Regions from separate parts of the Homo sapiens genome. Here region 1 is linked to region 2. Evidence: chromatin contacts called from ENCODE Hi-C data. All regions are on one chromosome and are shown on one strand. The core of a region is the stretch at or near the end of the contact, and the rest is flanking DNA. Distances in the headings are between cores, read along the strand shown. Region 1 holds the start of LINC01063 (long intergenic non-protein coding RNA 1063). Region 2 has its middle 32 kb from the start of ZDHHC19.

The links. Hi-C counts contacts between places; a loop is a spot of excess contacts on that map. Pooled maps may share reads with other maps.
Region 1: a pooled map shows a loop between it and region 2 (12-fold over the local background). The contact joins the promoter of LINC01063 here to the enhancer-like site in region 2. A Hi-C loop is called at or near these places in 6 of 37 single-sample maps with no recorded cell type and 8 of 50 pooled maps.

Annotation. Positions count from the first base shown.
Region 1 is chr3:196,630,395-196,635,310 of GRCh38, reverse strand. LINC01063 (long intergenic non-protein coding RNA 1063) reads left to right here and starts at 2,724. Exons shown (of 2, transcript NR_132101.1): 1 at 2,724-2,923; 2 at 3,666-3,807. RefSeq lists enhancers at 1-241, 2,302-3,056 and a silencer at 2,833-2,912.
Region 2 is chr3:196,176,631-196,181,245 of GRCh38, reverse strand. No RefSeq gene overlaps it. Among named protein-coding and RNA genes, the nearest start is that of ZDHHC19, 32 kb to the left of the region's middle. RefSeq lists an enhancer at 1,259-1,458. Within about 2 kb of position 1,670, at least 16 of the 41 ENCODE cell types and tissues checked have a DNase peak (open chromatin) inside an H3K27ac peak, as active enhancers do.

The sequences.
Region 1 (4,916 bases), core at 1,475-3,974, 450 kb before region 2:
CTTAAACTAAGCTTCATAAGAGTTTGTCACTTGTGGGACTTCTCAGCCTCCCAAGGAGATCAAAGGGAGCCTTGGCTTCTGCCCTCCACCCCGACCCCTGACTGCTTTTCCAGATGGCAACCTATTCAAGACCAGGGGAGGGGGCTACAGCTGGCCTGTGAGAGGGGACACAACTCGGTGTGCAAGGGAGCCATGGGAGGAGCCAGGGCTGCTCCCCACTCCAGACAGGTCTGTGAGAGAGGAGCACAGGGATTGCACCTAGCAGTGGAGCCATGGGGACCTGGAACTGGCGGCTCACCCCGGGCAAAATCATGGTCCTCTTGCTCCTGCCTCTGGGGTTCTCCGCTGTGCTGTGGGCTCTCAGCCGCTGGCCACAGACAGGCCCTTCACCTTGGTGGCGGAGCAGTGAGCTAGATAGAGCCTCCCCAACTTCTCCCAGCCCCCACTTCTCCAGCCCCCACTTCTCCAGCCTCCACTTCTCTAGCCCCCACTTCTCCAGACCCCACTTCTCCCAGCCCCCACTTCTCTAGCCCCCACTTCTCCCAGTCCCCACTTCTCCCAGCCCCCACTTCTCTAGCCCCCACTTCTCCCAGTCCCCACTTCTCCAGCCTCCACTTCTTCAGCCCCCACTTCTCCAGACCCCAGTTCTCCAGCCCCCACTTCTCCCAGCCCCCCCTTTCCAGCCCCCAGTTCTCCAGCCCCCAGTTCTCCTAGCCCCGACTTCTCCAGCCTCCACTTCTCCTAGCCCCCACTTCTCCAGTTCTCCAGCCCCCACTTCTCCAGCCTCAGCACATGGCAGGGAGGGGATTTCCTTTGGGGCCTTAACTGGGAATTGTTCTCTTGCCCCACGTCAGCTGGCTGCTGGGGGAGAGTGTTCAGTAGTTTCATTTCCCTCATTTGGAACGGAGTTTTTAAGAACCAAGAATTAAAACCGGAAAGAGGAGAGCCCACCGCCCACATTGGTACCACTCAACGCCTCATGATGCCCATCCTGGAAAAGCGGAGGGGTCAATGCAGAGGCTGAAGGCAGTGCGGGGGTGGGGTGGGGCTGGGGGCTCTTCCCCGCGTGTTTCTCCTCCTGGAGGAGGTGGCGGTCTCCAATCCTGAGATCAGCTCCTCTAGCTCCCTGCTGCCCATGGCCTCCCGCAGCCACTGACTCCGGTGACTGACCTCTGTGGGGACACTGCCTCTTCCTGTCCTGAAACACCGACAGTATCAACATATGATCAAAGAGTCCAGGTGGTGCAAAGATAACATGGAAGTGTCCTATCAGTGCCAGGGCGTGGAGTGGGACAGCGAGGGGAAGGGGCACCCATAACTAACCATGGTCTGGTCCAGGGCCGAAAGGACCTTGGGGAAAATGGGCACGCGGTGCTGGGAGAGTCCTGGGAGCGGGAGAGCACGAAGGGCACAGCCGCTGGGACAGTGCAGCCCAAACTTTCTGGAAGTGTGAACTGGACCCTCCTGGGGTGGGACCTGGCATGGGGTAGGACACTAGGGATCCAACAAGGAAAATAAGGCCATGCCAAGGAGGAGGCTGCAAGGGGATGGCTTTGTGGCTGACTCTGTCCAGCGTTTCCCATGGGGCGTCCCAGCTCATCTTTGCAGTTTTGCCTTCCCCCTGGACAGTGAGTCCTGCCAGGCAGGGTCTCTGGCTTGTTCACATTTGTATATATCCCCAAGAATACTTGGTCTAGCACCTTGTAGGGGCTCAGCACAGGCTAAAGTGTCATTTGCTCTAGAGCTGTTGGAGAGGTTGAGGACTTAGTCATTTGTGGTCATTGATAAGTCCTCTTTCTTTTCTTTCTTTGCTTTTTTCTTTTCTTCTTCTTCTTCTTCTTCTTTTTTTTTTTGACGGAGTTTCGCTCTTGTTGCCCAGGCTGGAGTACAGTGGCACGATCTCGGCTCACGGCAACCTCCGCCTCCTGGGTTCAAGCGATTCTCCTGCCTCAGCCTCCCAAGTATCTGGGATTGCAGGCATGTACCACCACGCCTGGCTAATTTTTGTATTTTTAGTAGAGACAAAGTTTCACCATGTTGTCCAGGGTGGTCCCGAACTCCTGACCTTAGGCGATCCGCCGGCCTCAGCCTCCCAAAGTGCTGGGATTACAGGTGTGAGCCACCGCGCCCGGCCGAGAAGTCCTTTCTCATAATTGGTGAATATAAATCCCGGAGTCCTCACCACAGGCTCCGGGCCCTGCATGATCCGGGCCCCGCTGGATTCGGCCCCTTCTCTGCTCCCTCTGACTTCACGCCCTATCACTCTGCTCCTCACTTCCTCTGCAAAAAGCCTAGCACCCTCCGGCAGCTCCTCCTTGGAGCCGGCTCTGGCTCCAAACAAAAGATACCCAAACAAAGGCAAGAAAGTGGTGAATTCCTAGAACCGGGAGGGCGCGGGCTCGGGGGCCAGCTGCAGGTTCCTGAGACGTGGGAGAGGAGGAGGAGTGAACACAGACCGCAGGCCAGTGAGTGGAGCAAGGTGCAAACTGCCAGAGAGCGGAGGCCCGGCCCGAAGACCCCAGACTCGCCTCCCGCCCACCCGCCCCCACGTGAAAAGGCACCAGATCCTAAGCGCTAACAGCGAAGGGCGGGACCGGCAGAGGGCTCCCTGCGGCGCCTCTCGAGGCGCGAGCGACCGGAAGGAAAGGCGGGAGGCTCAGCAGCGCGGCGGTGGGAGGAGCGCGCCCTTGCTGATTTCATGGAGGCCCGGGGCCGCGGGCGCTGTTCTCCTTCCTGTGCCGAGTGTGGTTTGCTATCAAGCGGTGGCAGTTCAGCCACAATCAGGGGCAGGGGGAGGGAGAGGCCCCCCGAAGAGGCAGAGGCCCTGCCTCGGCCGCCCTGAGCCTGGAAGGTGATTGGCTAGAGCGACTCCCGGCCGGGAGCGGAATGAATGGCGGGGACCGGGGCCTCTGGGTGGTGCGAGGTATGTTGGGAGGTGCGGGTTTTAATCGGCAGTTGGGCAGTTTAGCCACACGGGCCGGGGGCAGGGTGGGGCTGGCAGAGAAGGGAAGCTGGTGAGGCGGAAACAGGGAGGAGTAGGTTTTTCTTTCTTCTCACACCGGCAAACCAGAGGAAGCTTAACCTATCGGAACCAATTACTAGCATGAACCTAGCACTGAGCTCAAAGGCTGAATTTTAGACCTTTCACTGCTCCCATGCACACCCTGCCTGGTCACGGCTTCTCACCGTCTTTACCAAGATCAGTCACACCTGTGAAGCCCTGCTCATTCATCTCGCCAATTCCCTTCTACAGGACCCAGTGCCCAGACGCCACTACCCAATTCCCCCAGCCTTGGAATCTCCTCCTCTCTGCCAGGTCCTCACCACTGTGTTCTTGGCGATTTCACTAAAGATTCACCTCCTCAAAACTGGCCCCAATTAGTCCCACCCTGTTCAACCTACTATCTCCACTTAACGGCAAATGGCACCTGACACCCTCAGAAGTCAGACTCCTGGCAACTACAATTACCCAAAATACGGCAGAAAACTGTCTCGAAGCCCAGGCAACTGATTCTTGGGAGAAGCTGACTCATGCTTGGCCTCTACCTAGAGAAATAATTCATATTTAGAGCTGTGAGAATAGATAGCAAAGAGAGAGTAAGAAAAAAGATGCATAAATATGTACTAACACGTTTTTATAATTGCTTTTGTGTTCTTCCTGACAGCATCATGTTGCCTTTTAATATGGAGCATGTGCCATAGCTCTCCAGGAGAACCCCTCTGTGTCACAGCGAACCTCAGTCACTGACACTCAAAAGAAGGAATTATTTCAACTCAATAATAAACAAATAACCCTATTTTAAAATCAGCAAAGGGTGTTACCACATTTCCACAGAAGGTATACAAATGGCCAGTAATCATGTGAAAAGATGCTTGATATCATTTGTCATCAGGGAAATGCAAATCAAAACTGCAATGAGAGGCCAGGCGCTGTGGCTCACACCTGTAATCCCAGCGCTTTGGGAGGCTGAGGCAGGTGGATCGCTTGAGCCCAGGAGTTCAAACCCAGCCTGACCAACATGGTGAAACCCCGTCTCTACAAAAAAATACAAAAATTAGCCGGGCACAGTGGCCTGTGCCTGTAATCCCAGCTACTCAGGAGGCTGAGGCAGGAGACTCACTTGAACCCAGGAGGCAGAGGTTGCAGTGAGCCGAGATTGTGCCATTGCACTCCAGCCTGGGTGACGGGAGTGAAACCCTGTCTAAAAAAACCCCAAAAACAAAAACTACAATGACATATCACTTTATATGCACTAGGATGCCTAGCATCAAAAGGTCAAATAAAACAAGTATGTGGAGAAACTGCGACCCTCATACACTGCTGGTGGGAATGTAAGATGGTGCAGAAACTTTGGAAAGGAGTCTGGCAGCTCCTCAAAAGGTAAAAGCATGGAGTTATCAGGTGGCTCACAAATTCCATTCCTAGGGACCTAAAAGAAATGAAGACATGCTATACAAACACCTGAAGACATGCTATACTAACACCTGAAGCCATGCTATACTAACACCCGAACATGAATGTTCAGAACAGCATCATTCATGATTACCAAGAAGTGGAAAAAACCCAAATGTCCATCAACTAACTGACGAGTGGATACAGTATATCCATGCAGTGGAATTTCTTTTTCTCTTTCTTTCTTTCTTTTCTTTCTCTTTCTTTCTTTCTTTTTCTTTCCTTCTTTCTTTCTTTCTTCTTTCTTCTTTTTTTTTTTTTTGATGGGATCTCTTTCTGTCACCCAGGCTGGAGTTCAGTGATGCTATCTCAGCTCACTGCAACCTCCTCCTGGGCTCAAGCGATCCTCCCACCTCAGCCTCCCCAGTAGCTGGGACCACAGGTGCCTGCCACCACACCCGACTAATTTTTTGTATTTTTGGTAGAGATGGGGTTTCTGCCCAGGCTGGTCTTGAACTTCTGA
Region 2 (4,615 bases), core at 421-2,920:
CCTGCGACCTAAAGTTTGCTTTTATTTTGAAATAGATACTTTTTTTTTTCCTGATTTATACAAGTAAAACACGGCTGGTCGCATTGGCCCACGCCTGTAATCCCAGCACTTTGGGAGGCCGAGGTGGATGGATCACCTGAGGTGAGGAGTTCGAGACCAGCCTGGCTAACGTGGCGAGACCTTGTCTCTATTAAAAATACAAAAATTAGCTAGGTGTGGTGGCACATGCCTGTAATCCCAGCTACTTGAGAGACTGAGGCAGGAGAATTGCTTGAACCCAGGAGGCAGATGTTGCAATGAGCCAAGATCGCGCCACTGCACTCCACTCCGGGCGACAGAGCAAGATTCCATCTTAAAAAAAAAAAAAAAGTAAAACACATATATTTCAGAAATTTTTTAAAGTACAGAAAAACACAAAGAGGAAAAGTAAAATCCTCTGTAATCCCACAGCCCAGAACTAAGCACTGTTAACATCTGGGGACCTCCTTCTAGTCGTTCCTCTTGCTGTCAACATGCATATTTAGTAAAAGTCGCCATCACACCATTCTGTAATTTTTAAACAGCCTTATTGAGATCTAATTGTCTAAAATAGATATTGAAAATATACAATTTGATAAGTTCTGACATATGTATACATCTGTGAAGCCACCACTGCAATCAAGATGCTGAAGCTAAGCTGGGGGCCGTGGCTGACGTCTTGAATTCCAGTTACTCGGGGGCTGAGGCAGGAGGATTGCTTGAGGCCAGGAGTTCGAGACCAGCCTCAGCAACATAGTGAGACCCCCCCCCACCCCCCGCCCCCATCGCTTAAAAGAAAAACCAAACAAAAAGATGCTGACAATCTGTCACCCCCGAATGTCTCCTCAGGCCCCTTTGGTAACCCTTCCCTCGCTGCTCTCCCTTCCCAGTGTGGACATCCAGAACTCAGAGACTTTTGGCTAGGATCACAGGTCTGGGTAGCAGGCACCTGGCCCGGGGGCTGGCCTAAGCTCTGTCTCCTGGCCAGGATGTGCTTCAGGGAGAACCAACAATATCGCCTTGTGCAGGCCAAAGGGTGCGTTTGATTTTGTCAGTTTCCTCCGGCAGCTCAGCTAACTCCCCACGAGTCGGCTTCCTTCCCCGCAGCCCCGTCATGGAACCTTCCAGTTCGCTAAAGGGGGTTCCACCCTGAGTGGGCTCTGCAGCCTTGTCTGGGCCAGTTGCTGGGGCCCCCGTGTGGCTCGTATAATGGGTGCGTGTTGCCCCTCCAGGTGGAGTTGGAGCTGGGGCGGAGCCTGCCCGCGTGTTGGGGTGTGCAGCAGGCTGCCTTGGAGCACCTGACTCGTTTTTAGCCGCTTTTAATGGGTGTCTTTCTGCATCCTGTTACTCATGCACTTCAGTGAGCAGAGTTTCCTGAGTGTAATTTCATCTTTTCTCTATGACTCAGGGCTGTATTTGCAGCCTAATTTGCTAATGTCAGGTGGCAGATGGAGTGAACAGTGTGGGTGGACGGGGCCAGCCCCAGCAGTGCCACTGGAACTTACTTTCCTGCAAAGACCACATGCTTCAGCTGGTCTTTTTGGCTGTGTTCTCCAGCCTCCGGAGGCAGAATGGAGGTTGGGTTTCTGCCTGGCCTACTGGCAGCCTATGACGCTACCAACTGATTAGCAAATCAAAGGCCAAAGCAGCCTTCTCTTAAACGGCTTTGTCACCCTCCAGCAAATCAGCATCGCAGACTCTCTTACTTGTACATTGTTTCACAGTTCTGGACACTTTCACACGCATTTTCTCCTTTGAGCTTCAGAACGCCCCTGTGAGAAAAGCAGGCAATTGTTCCTTTCCCAGTTTAGATCTGACTACACAGCAGGCTCCAAAATCAATGCCAGGTCCATTAACGACCTGACAGGCAGAATACCAACCCTTACAAAGCGAGTATAGGATAATATCTCTTGACCTTGGGGGTACAAAGAATTTCTTGAAAGCACTAATTGTTAAGAAAAAGATGAATAAATTCTACTAATTTTAAAAGGGAAAAGAAAAAAGAAAAGCTCTGTTCATCAGAGGATGCGACGAATAAAGCTTTAGAAAGACCAATGCAGGATCAGAGTCCAGAGTACATAAAGAACTCCTAGAAATAAATAAGAAAAAAGACCAGGAAAACCCGACCAGGTGTTTTGCAAAACAGGAAATATACATTGTCCATCAACATGTAAAAGATGCTTAACTTTATTAGAAATAAAGAAAACGCAAAATAAAGCCACTAGGAAATACCATTCTATAACCATCAGATTGGCAAAGATAAAAAGAATGGCAGTTCCTTCGGGCTGGGTGTGTTGGCTCATGCCTGTAATCCCAGCAATTTGGGAGGCTGAGGCAGGAAGATCGCTTGAGCCCAGGAGTTTGAGACCACCCTGGGCAACACAGTGAGAACTCATCTCTACAAAAAGCACAAAAATTAGTCAGGCATGGTGGCACATACCTGTGGTCCCAGCTACTTGGGAGGCTGAGGCGGGAGGATCACTTGAGCCTGGGAGGACGAGGCTGCAGTGAGCCAAGATCATGCCACCATGATCCAGCCTGGGTGGCAGAGTGAGATCCTGTCTCAAAAACATTTTTTTAAAATAATAAATTAAAAAAACAAAACAAAACTGCAGGGCGGGGTGCAGTGGCTTGCGCCTGTAATCCCAGCACTTCGGGAGGCCGAGGTGGGCGGATCATGAGGTCAAGAGATTGAGACCATCCTGGCCAACATGGTTAAACCTCGTCTCTACTAAAAACACAAAAATTAGCTGGGCGTGGTGGCGGGAGCCCGTAGTCCCAGCTGCTTGGGAGGCTGAGGCAGGAGAATCGCTTGAACCCGGGAGGCAGAGGTTTCAGTGAGCCAAGATCACACCACTGCACTCCAGCCTGGGCAACAGGGTGAGACTCCATCTCTCAAAAAAAAAAAAAAAAAAAAAAAAAAGACTGGAGTTTCAAGTGTTAACAAGAATGTAGGACACAGGGAACTCTGCCTGCCCACTGGCAAGCGTGTAAGTTCCACCCCGTTGAGTAGCAATTAGACTTATCTTGATGAGTTGTTATTGCTCTGATCTGGGCTGCACAGTTAAGACTTACCTTTGCCCTCTTTGACCCAAGTGCAGCTCCACTCCTACGGCACAGTTTGCAGGGAGGTTCGGGGCAGCACAGTTTGCAATTTCAAAACAACAATAAAACCTGTAAGCAAACCATATAACTTTTCAAAGTAAAATGGATAAATTGTGGGATATCATATAATAGAACATGACAGAGAAAATGAATGAGCCTCGGCTTCACTCATTAACAAATGAATTTCAAGAACATGACATGGAATGGTGTCTTTATTTTTTGGGGCTGCTGTAACAAAGTACCGCACACTGGGTGGCTGGACAGCAGAAACGTGTTGTCTCCCAGTTCTAGGGGCGAGGAGATCAGGGTGCCGACAGGGCCACGTTCCCTGGGAAGGCGTGGGAGGAGGACCTGTTCCCCGCCTCTCTCCCGGCTTCGTCCGGAAGCCTGACTCCAGGCTTCATGTGGTGTTCTCCCTGCTGGTGGCTCTGCCTCTGTCCTGTGTTCTGCTTGTTATAAGGACACCAGTCGTATCGAATGAGGGTCCACTCTAATGAGTGCCTCTCACCTTGAGCACCTCTGTAAAGACGGTGTCTGCAAACGGGGTCACGGCTTAAAGTATTAGGGGTTAAGACTCCAACATATCTTTTTTGGAGGGACAGAATTTAATCCATAAATGTTTAAAAGTAGTAGAATACACAAAATGTGATACCATTAGCATAAAGTTTAAGGATACGTACATACATAACCGTCTAATGAAAAGGAAGGGAATGATAAAGGCTAGGTTTGGAATGTGACTCCTCTCGGGTTGAGGGAGGGAAAGGTGACTGGGGCTTCCCATGCCTGGGCATTCGTCTAGTTCTTTTTTTTTTTTTCCCCAAGACAGGGTCTCACTCTGTCGCCCAGGCTGGAGTGCAGTGGTGCGATCTCAGCTCACTGCAAGCACCGCCTCCCGGGTTCACGCCATTCTTCTGCCTCAGCCTCCCGGGTAGCTGGGACTACAGGCGCCTGCCACCACGCCCGGCTAATTTTTGTATTTTTAGTAGAGACGTGGTTTCACCGTGTTAGCCAGGATGGTCTCGATCTCCTGACCTCATGATCCGCCCGCCTCGGCCTCCCAAAGTGCTGGGATTACAGGCGTGAGCCACCGCGTCCGGCCATCTATTTCTTAAGCTCAATGGCAGATGCATAGGTTTGTTTTAATATTCTTGATAACATAAAACATACCAGTTAATGGAAAGTAGGGGGCATAGTGGGGGGTCTGCACAGTCAGCCCGGAGGATTCAACCTGGTGGTGGGTCTGGAATTTAAAAGGTATAAAAAAATTTTGTCCAGGCGCGGTGGCTCACGCCTGTAAACCCAGCACTTTGGGAGGCCGAGGCGGGCGGATCACCTGAGGTCAGGGATTTGAGACCAGCCTGGCCAACATGGCAAAAATTTGTCTCTACTAAAAATAGAAAAATTAACCAGGTGCGGTGGCACATGCCTGCAATCCCAGCTACTTGGGAGGCTGAGGCCGGAGAATCGCTTGAACCCAGGAGGTAGAGCTTGC